2 separate regions of the Homo sapiens genome follow, and region 1 is linked to region 2. The links are chromatin contacts, found by Hi-C or POLR2A ChIA-PET in ENCODE. All regions are on one chromosome and are shown on one strand. The core of a region is the stretch at or near the end of the contact, and the rest is flanking DNA. Distances in the headings are between cores, read along the strand shown. Region 1 overlaps AMZ2 (archaelysin family metallopeptidase 2). Region 2 has its middle 18 kb from the start of KPNA2.

Region 1 (5,677 bases), core at 2,873-5,372, 200 kb before region 2:
CAGGCCCTTGAAAATGAAGACGGGAGGGTAAAAAACAAGCTGCAACAGAGAACAGTATCAAGCTTTTAAAGAAACAAGTTAACACCGAAGCCAGAGGCCTTTAATGTAGACATTAAACGGTGTCTACATACACCCTTTCAGCTTGAATGTCAACACCGGCTGTACTGACAGAAGATTTACATGACCTTTTCCTGAAATAAGCCTTCCTCTCCTAGTAACTCAATACCACGGGTACATTTTTCCAGGTACACTAGAGTTGGGTACTGGTCTAGAGCTGCACTGTCCAATACAATAGACACAAGCCACATGGGGCTGTTGAGCACTTGAAAATGTGGCCAGTTGGAAGTAAGATGTACTGCAAGTGTAACAAACACACGGGAATTTGAAGATGGTACAAAAAAAGGACATAAAACATTCAGCATTGATATTGATTGAAATAATATTTTGGATGCATTGGATTAAACAGAATATACTATTAAAATTAACTCCACCTGCTTCTTTATGCATTTGCTAATACGACTACTAGAAACATCAAGCTTACATATGTGGCTTGTATTATATTTTTGTTGGACGGTGCCACTCTAGATATCAGAATCTACAAAGTGACTGAGATTCAAACTCTTCAATGAAGCACTTTTTAAATGCTCTACTTGAGAATTAATTCCACTCACTGCTCTGCTGCCGTCGCGGTCCTGACTTTCCAAGGCTGTGCCCAGAGCGCGGCACACGTGGCTCTCACACAGGCAGGCCTGCACGGCACGCAGCAGTGGAGGAGGTTACCCTGGGTCGCTGACGCCAGGGGAAGCCAAGCGACCGATCCCACACTTCTGAGCCCCGCCGGGGAAGTCCCCGGGCGCGGAAACAGGTGGTGCGCCGGCGGTTCGCAGCTGCTGGGCCCGCCGGCCTGGGCGCAGCCGGGGACAGCGACGCGTTTCCTGCCCGGGAAGGGCCCGAGCGCAGGGCCGGCTATAGCGGTCCCGCAGCTGCCTGCTTCGATTTTAGCACTGCTGCTCCCAAGAGGGAGCAACGCGGCCCTCTGTCCCTCGTAGGGCTTGAAATGTAAATTATTCATATCAGGGGAATGTGTGCTTCAAAAAGCAAGCTGGACAAGAACCGACGGGTAATCCTCGACAAATTCTTCTACTTAACCCTCACCATTAGAAGTCTGAGGCCTGAAAAATCTCTTGACCGGAGAGATACTAACTCCACAGGTGCCCAGGATCAGGATCTATGACATAAATGAAAAACATTCCAAATTCACTGATTTTTAAGAGTATTTAGATAGTAGAAAATTATTAATTCTCTTTATTAGCTCAATACTTTGTTCAGCCAGCATTTGCAGAGCAAAATCTGCGTGGATTTATTTAGTGAAAATTATCTTTTAAAACCACAAAGATTTAACCATAGTACATAAAATTTAGTTGCAGTAAGCAAATTATATTTTTAAGCTGAACCCTAAGAAATTATCCAAAAATATATAGTTATACACAGCACTTATGATTGCTGAACAAATGAATCATATAAAATTTATGTTTAGTTCAATTTTTAGCAAGAGTGAATGACTTCTTAGATGATTTTTCTCCTAGTCTCATAGTGCAGTGTAGACACAAATGGACCTTATTTATTCAACTAGGCAAATCTTAGTTCAAAAGAGTTTGTGACAAAGGCTGACCTACAGGACTAAAACCGTGCTTGCCTTGTAGGAAAATAAAAAAAAATGTAATCGAATGGACAATAATTTTTTAAATACATTATTCAAGGAGGAATAAGCCCTGTAACAGAATCCATAAAACACCATGCTCCATCAGTCTCTTTTTCCTAATAGAATGACCAAGTATTCTCTCCAATTAATTTTAATAGCAAACCACCATTTTCTAAAATGACTTAAATGGGTTCAATCAAGTAGAATGACTCCAAGGGAAACCACTGACTCAGATATGAAATGTGCCTTACATCATACTCCATACATCAAAGACTATACTTTCAGGGATCATTTCTATACTTTGTTACATCATACTGCATACATCAAACAATGAAGAATCCAGGTTTCAAATTACAAATACATATATACCTTTAAGTCTTACCCTCAAGGTAAGATAGGAAAGTGGGAAATGCTGTCTGCTCACTGATATTCCATAAAATATTCACTGTAATTTCTGGATTTCCAAGATACATCTATCTAGCAGAGGTGGTTTGTCAAGTCTGAGCTTTTCCACCTGTCCACCCCCGTAGCAATGGGGCTGATGTTCACACCCTGCAGACCATCATCAGCATTCATGGCACCCCGACAGATAACCCCATTAAACTCTCTCCCTGACTCAGGTAAACACTTCACAATGTAATGTGAGGAGGACATTATTACTGAAATAAACCTGAAAGCCGCTCTAAATCTATAGAAAAAGTGCAACACTCACAAATATAAATACCATTACACACTATTTGTAAGATCCCTCATAAATGACTATGTTATAGCTGAGACCTGCAGCGGAACTCCCACCACCAAATGTTGTGGTAGTGTAAGGACCATTGTTATTTTCACTTGCAAATATTCCTGATAGGTCATATTTTAAGCTGCTAAAAACTGATACAAGCTGTTCATTCTTTCAGGGATAAGGTGACAACCAGCAAGAGAAAAAAACAAGGTAATGCACTTGAGACAGTAAGGTAGGCTCTCGGAAAAGGAGGGCTGTGGTGATCAGAGCCCACGGACGTCCAAAAATGTGACTTGGCTGGGCCTAAAAGAGGGGAGCGGCTCTTCTAAAAACAAAATCACCCCCTGGAAATTATGTTGGTTGGTTCCTTGGGGCATTGAACGGTTCTTTTTCAAGTTATTTACTTGCTCGTTACCGCCAGTCCCAGCTTTCTTGGGAGACCTAAACATATTTGGGGAATGGAAATAATGTGCTTGCTGCCACAGACCAGGCCAGTAAGATGAGAAGATAAAGAGTTTCTAGAGTTTTTATTATTCAAAATGAGTTTCATTTCAATTCAGGTACTTGAAAGAAGGTTCTAGTCTGTTACTTTGACACAGCACAAGATCAGTAGTTTATTCCAATGAAGTATTCCACCCAAATGAAAGCATAACATGCAAGTAGTTATTTATTTCAATCACTCCTATTTGAAGGTCCTCATTTTTGGAGAACAGCCAGGCATTTTATTATCCACTCTTTCCATTCCTTAAAGGCTTCCACGGGTTTCGGTAAATTCCCATTATCCTCGTGACTGTGTTCTGGAGTTGCTCCAGGTGTGTCAGAAGATTCATCATCAATCCACCTCACCAGTGCCTGGAAAAACATGAAAGATGCGCACTTCAACAAACCACAGCAAAATACCATCAGGCAAGAGAGAAGCATTGGCTTCTAGATCATAGGGTGACATATTACCCCATGAAGACGCTGCATTTGATAATGATGGTGTGAATATGAAATAATGCTAATGATATACTGAGTGAAATGGCACGTACCAAATACACACAGAATTACAAATGATGTCAAAAGTACGCACTGAAAAAAGATGAAAAAGAAATACACTCATTCTTACACTTTGTTTCTAGCATAATAGGATGTTATTTTTTCTCAACTTGCTAAATATTCCACAAGGCATTATATTACTTTGACATGTACGTATATACATATATAAGTGTCCACACAGGCATGGGTAGACATATGTATGTGAAAACACATGTGTAGACATTTCTGTGCAGTCACCTGAATGCAGTCATACCCATGAGTAGACACATGAATGTATATTGATGTTTGTGGGCAAGTGTGGGCACACACACACACATACTGAGATTAGGTACTTTCCTTCTTCCTTTTTAAAGAAAATCATTTTTTTCCTCCTAATGAACATCATACCTCTGTCCCATATTTGGAAAGGTAAATCCTGTCCACACACTTATAGGGTTTAAAAAATGAACTCTGCCACACATATCAATATTTATTCTGTTCTGCAAAGTCAAGCTCTCTTGCCCTAAATGGAAGAGAAGCAAAGAAACTTCTTCCACTATTTCTCATTGAACTGTAAGCATAAATCACTCAAAGGCAAGCTGAAGTTTTTAAGAAGAGCATTTCTTCACATTTTTAAACCGCAGCTTCCTGCTTATCTTTACACTAATTTCCTCTGATAAATTATAACTCCAGAGAAGGATATAATAGAAACATGGGTTTGCTACTCAGATAACCACTTCCCCCTCTTTAGACTGTCCACCCCCCAACTTACTTTGTATCTTTCTACAATGCTGAAGCCAACAGCACACTGCAACTTGTGCAAACAGATAGGGCAAAGGTTTAGAGGGCGCCGGTCAGCTTCTTCCAAGTGGTTGGAGCCTTGCATGAGGCATGCAAGCCACTGGCAGTGTCGCAGTCCAAATATGTGTCCGATCTCATGGGTTAAAGTCTGCAAGACAATCATGTTGAGGCTTTATAAGACCACCATCACATTAGGCTACACGTCTCTTCTTTTTCTTGCTTTTCCAAGAAACATAGGAATCAACTCCCTTACCATTACCACCAAAACTTCACCCTGTCCAGACCTTCAAAGACTTAATAATCCCTCATTTCCCCAAATGTCTTACTGCCTTTCTTGCTATAGACTTCCTCAACCTCAACATCGCTGACATGTTGGACCGATAATACCAGGTTGTGGGAGGCTGTCCTGTGCACTGTGCGATGCTTTGCAGCATCCCTGGCTCTACCCACTAGAGGCCAACAGAACTCCCTCCCTGATTGTGAAAATCAAAAATGTCTCCAGACGTTGCTAATATTCCCTGGATGGCAAAATCACCCCTGGCTGAGAACCCTTGATCTACACTAGGGTACTTGTTGTAATTCTGATTCTGGGGCTCTTCCCCTAGAGATGCTGATTTCAGTAGGTCTGGGAGAAAGGGGGCTTGATCTGCATGCTAATGAGAACATCAGGTGGCAATGACACAGGGGGCCCATGAAACACACTGTGAGAATGTAGTTCTCAGAGGTGTAGCTGTCAAACCCCAACAAATAGTACAGGTAAAAGCAGAATTTCTCTAGCTGAAGGAAAAGCCCATCTCTCTGGCTATGGAGAAAGGGGAGATAGGCTTTCCACAAAACCGAGTTGGGGATATCAGGAACTGCCAGGACAACTACAGTCGAGGGTAACCTGGAGCCCAGGGCAGGAAGGCCCAGGCTCCCAGAGAGGCCAGAGCAGAGGTTCTCCAAAGGCCTGGGGAAAGCAGCTTTGCCCAATGACCACAGTAGCTTGAAAAAGTAGGTTACCCACTCATACCAGAATTCAGAATTACACTAATAGCACATGGGTACAGCCAAGGCTGTAACTAGTAGTACAGAAAAACTGGCACTGATATTGTAAATTTCAATATGAAGGTATCCATTTAAATTGTTTTACTGATCATTTCAGTCAAGCACTATGCACCAAAATTATACAAATGATACAAACTCATTTATAATATTACCTTACGGACTGACAATATACAGTTTACGGAACTAAGATCTCTTTTAAAGAACTGTCCTGTCAGATTTTTGTAATAACTTACCTTACAGGATCGAAGTAGTAAAACACTAGTTATTTCTGGAATATAATAGTTGTCGAAAATTGAATAGTCACTTGAAGATGTTTTCTTGAGCTTCTTCACTTTGCCTTTATAGTGCATGCTATAAAAATCACTGCCATACCTGGCAAA
Region 2 (5,375 bases), core at 416-2,915:
CACATAAGGCCAGGTGTGGTGTCTCACGCCTGTAATCTCAACACTTTGGGAAGCCAAGATGGGCGGATCACCTGAGGTCAGAAGTTCGAGTCCAGCCTGGCCAACATGGTGAAATCCCGTCTCTACTAAAAATGCAAAAATTAGTCAGGCATGGTGTCGGGCACCTGTAGTCCCAGCTACTTGGGAGGCTGAGGCAGGATAATCCCTTGAACCTGGGAGGTGGAAGTTGCAGCGTGCTGATATCGCACCACTGCACTCCAACGTGGTCGACAGAACAAGACTCGTCTCAAAAAAAAATTAAATTAAAAAGTTGTACCTTATTATAATAAAGACAATAGAAAGGGAGGAATCTAGGAGAATAAGTTGTTGTAAGGGTGAACAAGGTTCATAAAACACACACGCACACACCCTGTGGTGGTTGTGAGGACTGGTGTGGTACAACAGAGGAAGAGAAGGCAGGGAGACCAGAGTTGAAGGCTATTGCATGTTGTCCACGTTTTAATCTCTTAGGCAGAAAAGGGCAAAGACATGCCCTTTTCATTGTCACCAGCTTTACTTTTACCTTTTAAAAGTAAATTGTTGGCTGGGCGTGGTGGCTCACGCCTGTAATCCCAGCACTTTGGGAGGCCAAGGAGTTCAAGACCGCCTGGCCAACATGGCAAAACCCCATCTCTACTAAAAATACAAAAAGTATCCATATGTGGTGGCAGGCACCTGTAATCCCAGCTACTCGGGAGGCTGAGGCAAGAGAATCGCTTGAACCCACGAGGTGGAGGTTGCAGCGAGCTGAGACCATGCCATTGCACTCCAGCCTGGGCAACAAGAGCGAAACTCCGTCGCAAAAAAAAAAAAAAAAAAAAAAAAAAGTCTACAGAATTTGTCAATTGTCATCTTGGGGGGCAATATCTCCCTCGACTGAGAACCACTGCTTTAGATAAAAGCAAAATCTTAGGCCAGGCTCGGTGGCTCACGCCTGTAATCCCAGCACTTTGGGAGGCCGAGGTGGGTGGATCATTTGAGGTCAGGAGTTCGAGACCAGCCTGACCAACATGGTGAAACCCTGACTCTACTAAAAATACAAAATTAGCTGGGTGTGGTGGCACGTGCCTGTAATCCCAGCTACTTGGGAGGCTGAGGCAGGAGAATCACTTGAACCTGGGAGGTGGAGGTTGCAGTGAGCTGAGATGGCGCCATTGCACCCAGCCTGGGCAACAAAGGCAAAACTCCACCTCAATTAAAAAAAAAAAAAAAAAGCAAAATCTTAGACTTGTCCATTTTTGGGCCATTGCCTGAAATCCTGGACAAAGGCCTAACTGACCCAGTTAAAATGCCAGTATCTGAGCCCCACTGTTACGCTGAAGCAAACCAAGGAGGCAATGAATTACGTGTTGCCTAACTTGCTTCTCCCTTGCAGTTTCAATTGCGTTAGGCAGCCAGCTTCCCTTCCTCTCCACTGTTTGAATTGTTGCTGCCGGGCAAAAACTGCAGCTGGTCCACCTCAGAGCTGGCCTCATTTCAATAATAGCCGGGAGGACTGGCATGGGGCTTTCCAAGCTTAATTAGCTCATGTTTGTAGAGTTCCTTAGGAAGCTCAGGCCAGCATGCTATGGGAAGTCCAAGTTAGTAGGATTCTCGCCACACTTAGAAAACGAACATTCCCACATAAAAAGGCTGGTAGAGGCAGAAAAGAACGCCTCGGAGCGTGTGTGTGAACAGCGAAGGGTCCTTGTGAACCACATTTGAGACCATAAAGAGAGTAATGCATTCCAAGTTTCAGGCCCTCCTCCTACTCTCTACAGCAGGAAATTATTTAAAGTATTTCCTGAACAGCTGAAGTATGTTAGAAACCTGCTAGCATCCTCCACAGTATCTCCAGGAAATGGACACCAAAGAATTTCTTTGTAATGAGAAACTATCTGAGCTCTACTGGCCATTTCTACCTGAACAGGTTGGATACTCTCAGCCTGGGACCTGGAGAATACAATCTTCTTAGATCATTTTTATGTCAAACTTAGCATCCTACTGCAAGAACACACACTGGAAGAGAATTCCTCTTATGTATGCACATATATATGAAGAATTCTCTTATATATATAGTATACATACACATATATTAGTATATATCAAGAGAGACAGAGACAGAGACAGAAAGAACTTTGTTAGGTAATTTAGCAATGTCAGTAATAGCTTGCTAGTTAGTTATTCCCGCTCAATCTTCGGGTGGGGCAAGAATGAGGTCAGCCTCTTTTGTTTTAGGCAGAATTCTAGAACATGCAACACAAGGAAACTGCTTGGCCCCATCCCACCTCTAGAGATTTGTTCTCTCCAAGGCCTGCCTATAAATCTCCCAGGGTGGGGTTCCAGAAGAATGGTGCCCCAGCAAGCCAAGTTTGAACCTCCCAAGCAAATCGCATTGGAATGTTGGTGGGGTCACAGGATCAAGAGCCATCTGGGAGCCAGCTGTGACTGGGGCTGATTCCCATGATTTCCTATGAGAAGGGCAAGTATGATCACTACAGCAGAAATACCAAAGAAAAATGGCAATTGTTACCTCCAGAGCAAAGAACAAGGCCTAGAGCAGAGCCAGTTCCTGAAGAGAATGACAGATCTGATTATGCTGGTGAAGGCCAGGCAAGTTCTGTGCTTCCTAACTAGTTAGACTTTCCTTCTGCGGCAGCGAAGCTCGGATCCAGAGCTTGGGAAGTGTGGGACTTGCCTCTCTGAGACCTGGCTGTCAGCAGGAGGATGAGGAGCCAAACACATCCCATTGTTACCACCCACCTTCTGGGGCTTGCAGGGAAACTGTGAACTCCTTGCCAAACGAGATATAAGCCCTTGCCATCTTCCCTTTCCTGGGACAAAGGAACCACACAAGTTTTCAGTGTTTCATCATGCTTTTGGAACGAATGTCAACCAAAGGCCATCTTTTAAGGACAACAGCTAAAACGCCTGTCCAACTAGAGTTCTTTAGTCAATGGCAGTTACATTCGTTCATCTGAGGTCTTACACTACTTAGGATCAGGGAGTGACATTTAAAAAAAAGCGACAGGGTGCAGTGGCTCATGCCTGTAATCCCAGCACTTTGAGGCCACGGTGGGCACGTGTCCAGAACTGGTGGGTTCCTGGTCTCACTGACTTCAAGAACGAAGCTGCAAACCCTCGCTGTGAGTGTTACAGCTCTTAAAGAGGCGTGTCTGGAGTCTGTCCTGTCTGATGTTCAGATGTGTTGGGAGTTTCTTCCTTCTGGTGGGTTCATGGTCTACGCTGGCTCAGAAGTGAAGCTACAGACCTTCACGGTGAGTGTTAACAGTTCTTACGGCAGCGCATCTGGAGTTGTTCATTCCTCCCGACGGCCTTGTGGTCTCGCTGGGCTCAGGAGTGAAAGTTGCAGACCTTCTCGGCGAGTGTTACAGCTTTTAAAAACACCGTAGACACAAAAACTAAGCAGTAGTAAGATTTATGGCAAAAAGCAAAAGAACAAAGCTTCCATGGCGCGTAAGAGGACCTCAGCAGGTTGGCAATGCTGGCTCGGGCAGCCTGCTTTTATTCTCTTATCTGGCCCCACCCACATCCCGCTGATTGGTAGAGCCGAGTGGCCTGTTTTGTCAGGGCGCTGATTGGTGCGTTTACAATCCCTGAGCTAGATAGAAAGGTTCTCCACATCCCCATCAGATTAGTTAGATACAGAGATTCGACACACAGGTTCTCCAAGGCCCCACCGGAGCAGCTAGATACAGAGTGTCCATTGGTGCATTCACAAACCTTGAGCTAAACACAGGGTGCTGATTGGTGTATTTACAATCCCTGAGCTAGACATAAAGACTCTCCACGTCCCCACCAGACTCAGGAGCCCAGCTGGCTTCACCCAGTGGATCCCACAGCGGGGTCACAGGTGGAGCTGCCTGCCAGTGCTGTGCCATGCGCTAGCACTCCTCAGCCCTTGGGCGGTCGATGGGACTGGGCGCCGTGGAGCAAGGGGCGGCATTCGTTGGGGAGGCTCGGGCTGCACAGAAACCCACGGAGGCGGAGGAAGGCTCAGGCATGGCGGGCTGCAGTCCCGAGGCCTGCCCCGTGGGAAGGCAGCTACAACCCGGCGAGAAATCGAGCGCAGCACCGGTGGGCTGGCACTGCTGGGGGACCCAGTACACCCTCCGCAGCCGCTGGTCCGGGTGCTAAGCCCCTCACTGCCCTGGGCCGGCAGGGCCGGCCGGCCGCTCCGAGTGCGGGCCCGCCAAGCCCACGCCCACCCGGAACTCCAGCTGGCCCGCAAGCGCTGCGCACAGCCCCGGTTCCCGCTCGCGCCTCTCTCTCCACACCTCCCTGCCAGCTGAAGGAGCCGGCTCTGGCCTTGGCCAGCCCAGAAAGGTGCTACCACAGTGCAATGGTGGGCTGAAGGGCTCCTCAAGTGACGCCAAAGTGGGAGCCCAGGCAGAGGCGGTGCCGAGAGCAAGCGAGAGCTCTGAGGACTGCCAGCACGCTGTCACCTCTCAGGCAGATCACAAGGTCAGGAGTTCTAGACCAGCCTGGTCAACATGGTGAAACCCCGTCTCTAAAAATATAAAAATTAGCTGGACACAGAGGTGCATGCCTGTAATCCCAGCTACTCAGGAGGCTGAGGCAGGAGAATCACTTGAACCTGGGAAGTGGAGGTTCCAATGAGCCGAGATCGCGCCATTGCACTCCAGCCTGGACAACAAGAACAAGACTCCGTCAAAAAAAAAAAAAAAAAAAAAAGGCCGGGCGCGGTGGCTCACGCCTGTAACCCTAGCACTTTGAGAGGCCTAGGCCGGCGGATCGCCTGAGCTCAGGAGTTTGAGACCAGCCTGGTCAACAACAGTGAAACCCCGTCTCCACTAAAATACAAAAAATTAGCCGGGCATGGCAGCATGCGCCTGTAGTCCCAGTTACTCGGGAGGCTGAAGCAGGAGAATCGCTTGAACCCGGGAGGCGGAGGTTGCAGTGAGCCGAGATCACGCCACTGCACTCCAGCCTGGGCAACAGAGCGAGACTCCATCTCCAAAAAAAAAAAAAAAAAAAAAAAAAAAAAGCACATTTACAAAAGTGTAGGAAATAGGCCGGGCGCATTGGCTCACATCTGTAGCACTTTGGGAGGCTGAGGTAGGTGGATCACCTGAGGTCAGGAGTTCAAGACCAGCCTGCCCAACATGGTGAAACTCCGTCTCCTACTAAAAATACAAAAATTAGCTGGTCATGGTGGCGCACGCCTGTAATCCCAGCTATTCGGGAGGCTGAGGTGGGAGAATTGCTTGAACCTGGGAGATGGAGGTTGTAGTGAGCCGAGATTTTGCCACTGCACTCCAGCCTGGGCAACAGAGTGAGACTTCATCTCAAAAGAAACAAAAAAAGAAAAGAAA

What was found. Hi-C counts contacts between places; a loop is a spot of excess contacts on that map. ChIA-PET counts read pairs that join two places held with the same protein, here RNA polymerase II (POLR2A). Pooled maps may share reads with other maps.
Region 1: a loop to region 2 is called in a pooled map, with 2.6 times the contacts of the local background. The contact joins two enhancer-like sites. A Hi-C loop is called at or near these places in 4 of 50 pooled maps. POLR2A ChIA-PET finds 5 or more read pairs at or near these places in 3 of 52 experiments (PC-9, Panc1 and activated B cell).

What each region holds. Positions count from the first base shown.
Region 1 is chr17:68,254,421-68,260,097 of GRCh38, reverse strand. It overlaps AMZ2 (archaelysin family metallopeptidase 2), which reads right to left. Exons shown (of 7, transcript NM_016627.5): 5 at 5,531-5,677; 6 at 4,222-4,398; 7 at 2,943-3,284. The coding sequence ends at 3,129. It also overlaps a transcript of ARSG not described here. Among named protein-coding and RNA genes, the nearest start is that of AMZ2, 9.2 kb to the right of the region's middle. Within about 2 kb of position 4,122, at least 7 of the 41 ENCODE cell types and tissues checked have a DNase peak (open chromatin) inside an H3K27ac peak, as active enhancers do.
Region 2 is chr17:68,050,806-68,056,180 of GRCh38, reverse strand. No RefSeq gene overlaps it. Among named protein-coding and RNA genes, the nearest start is that of KPNA2, 18 kb to the right of the region's middle. Within about 2 kb of position 1,665, at least 14 of the 41 ENCODE cell types and tissues checked have a DNase peak (open chromatin) inside an H3K27ac peak, as active enhancers do.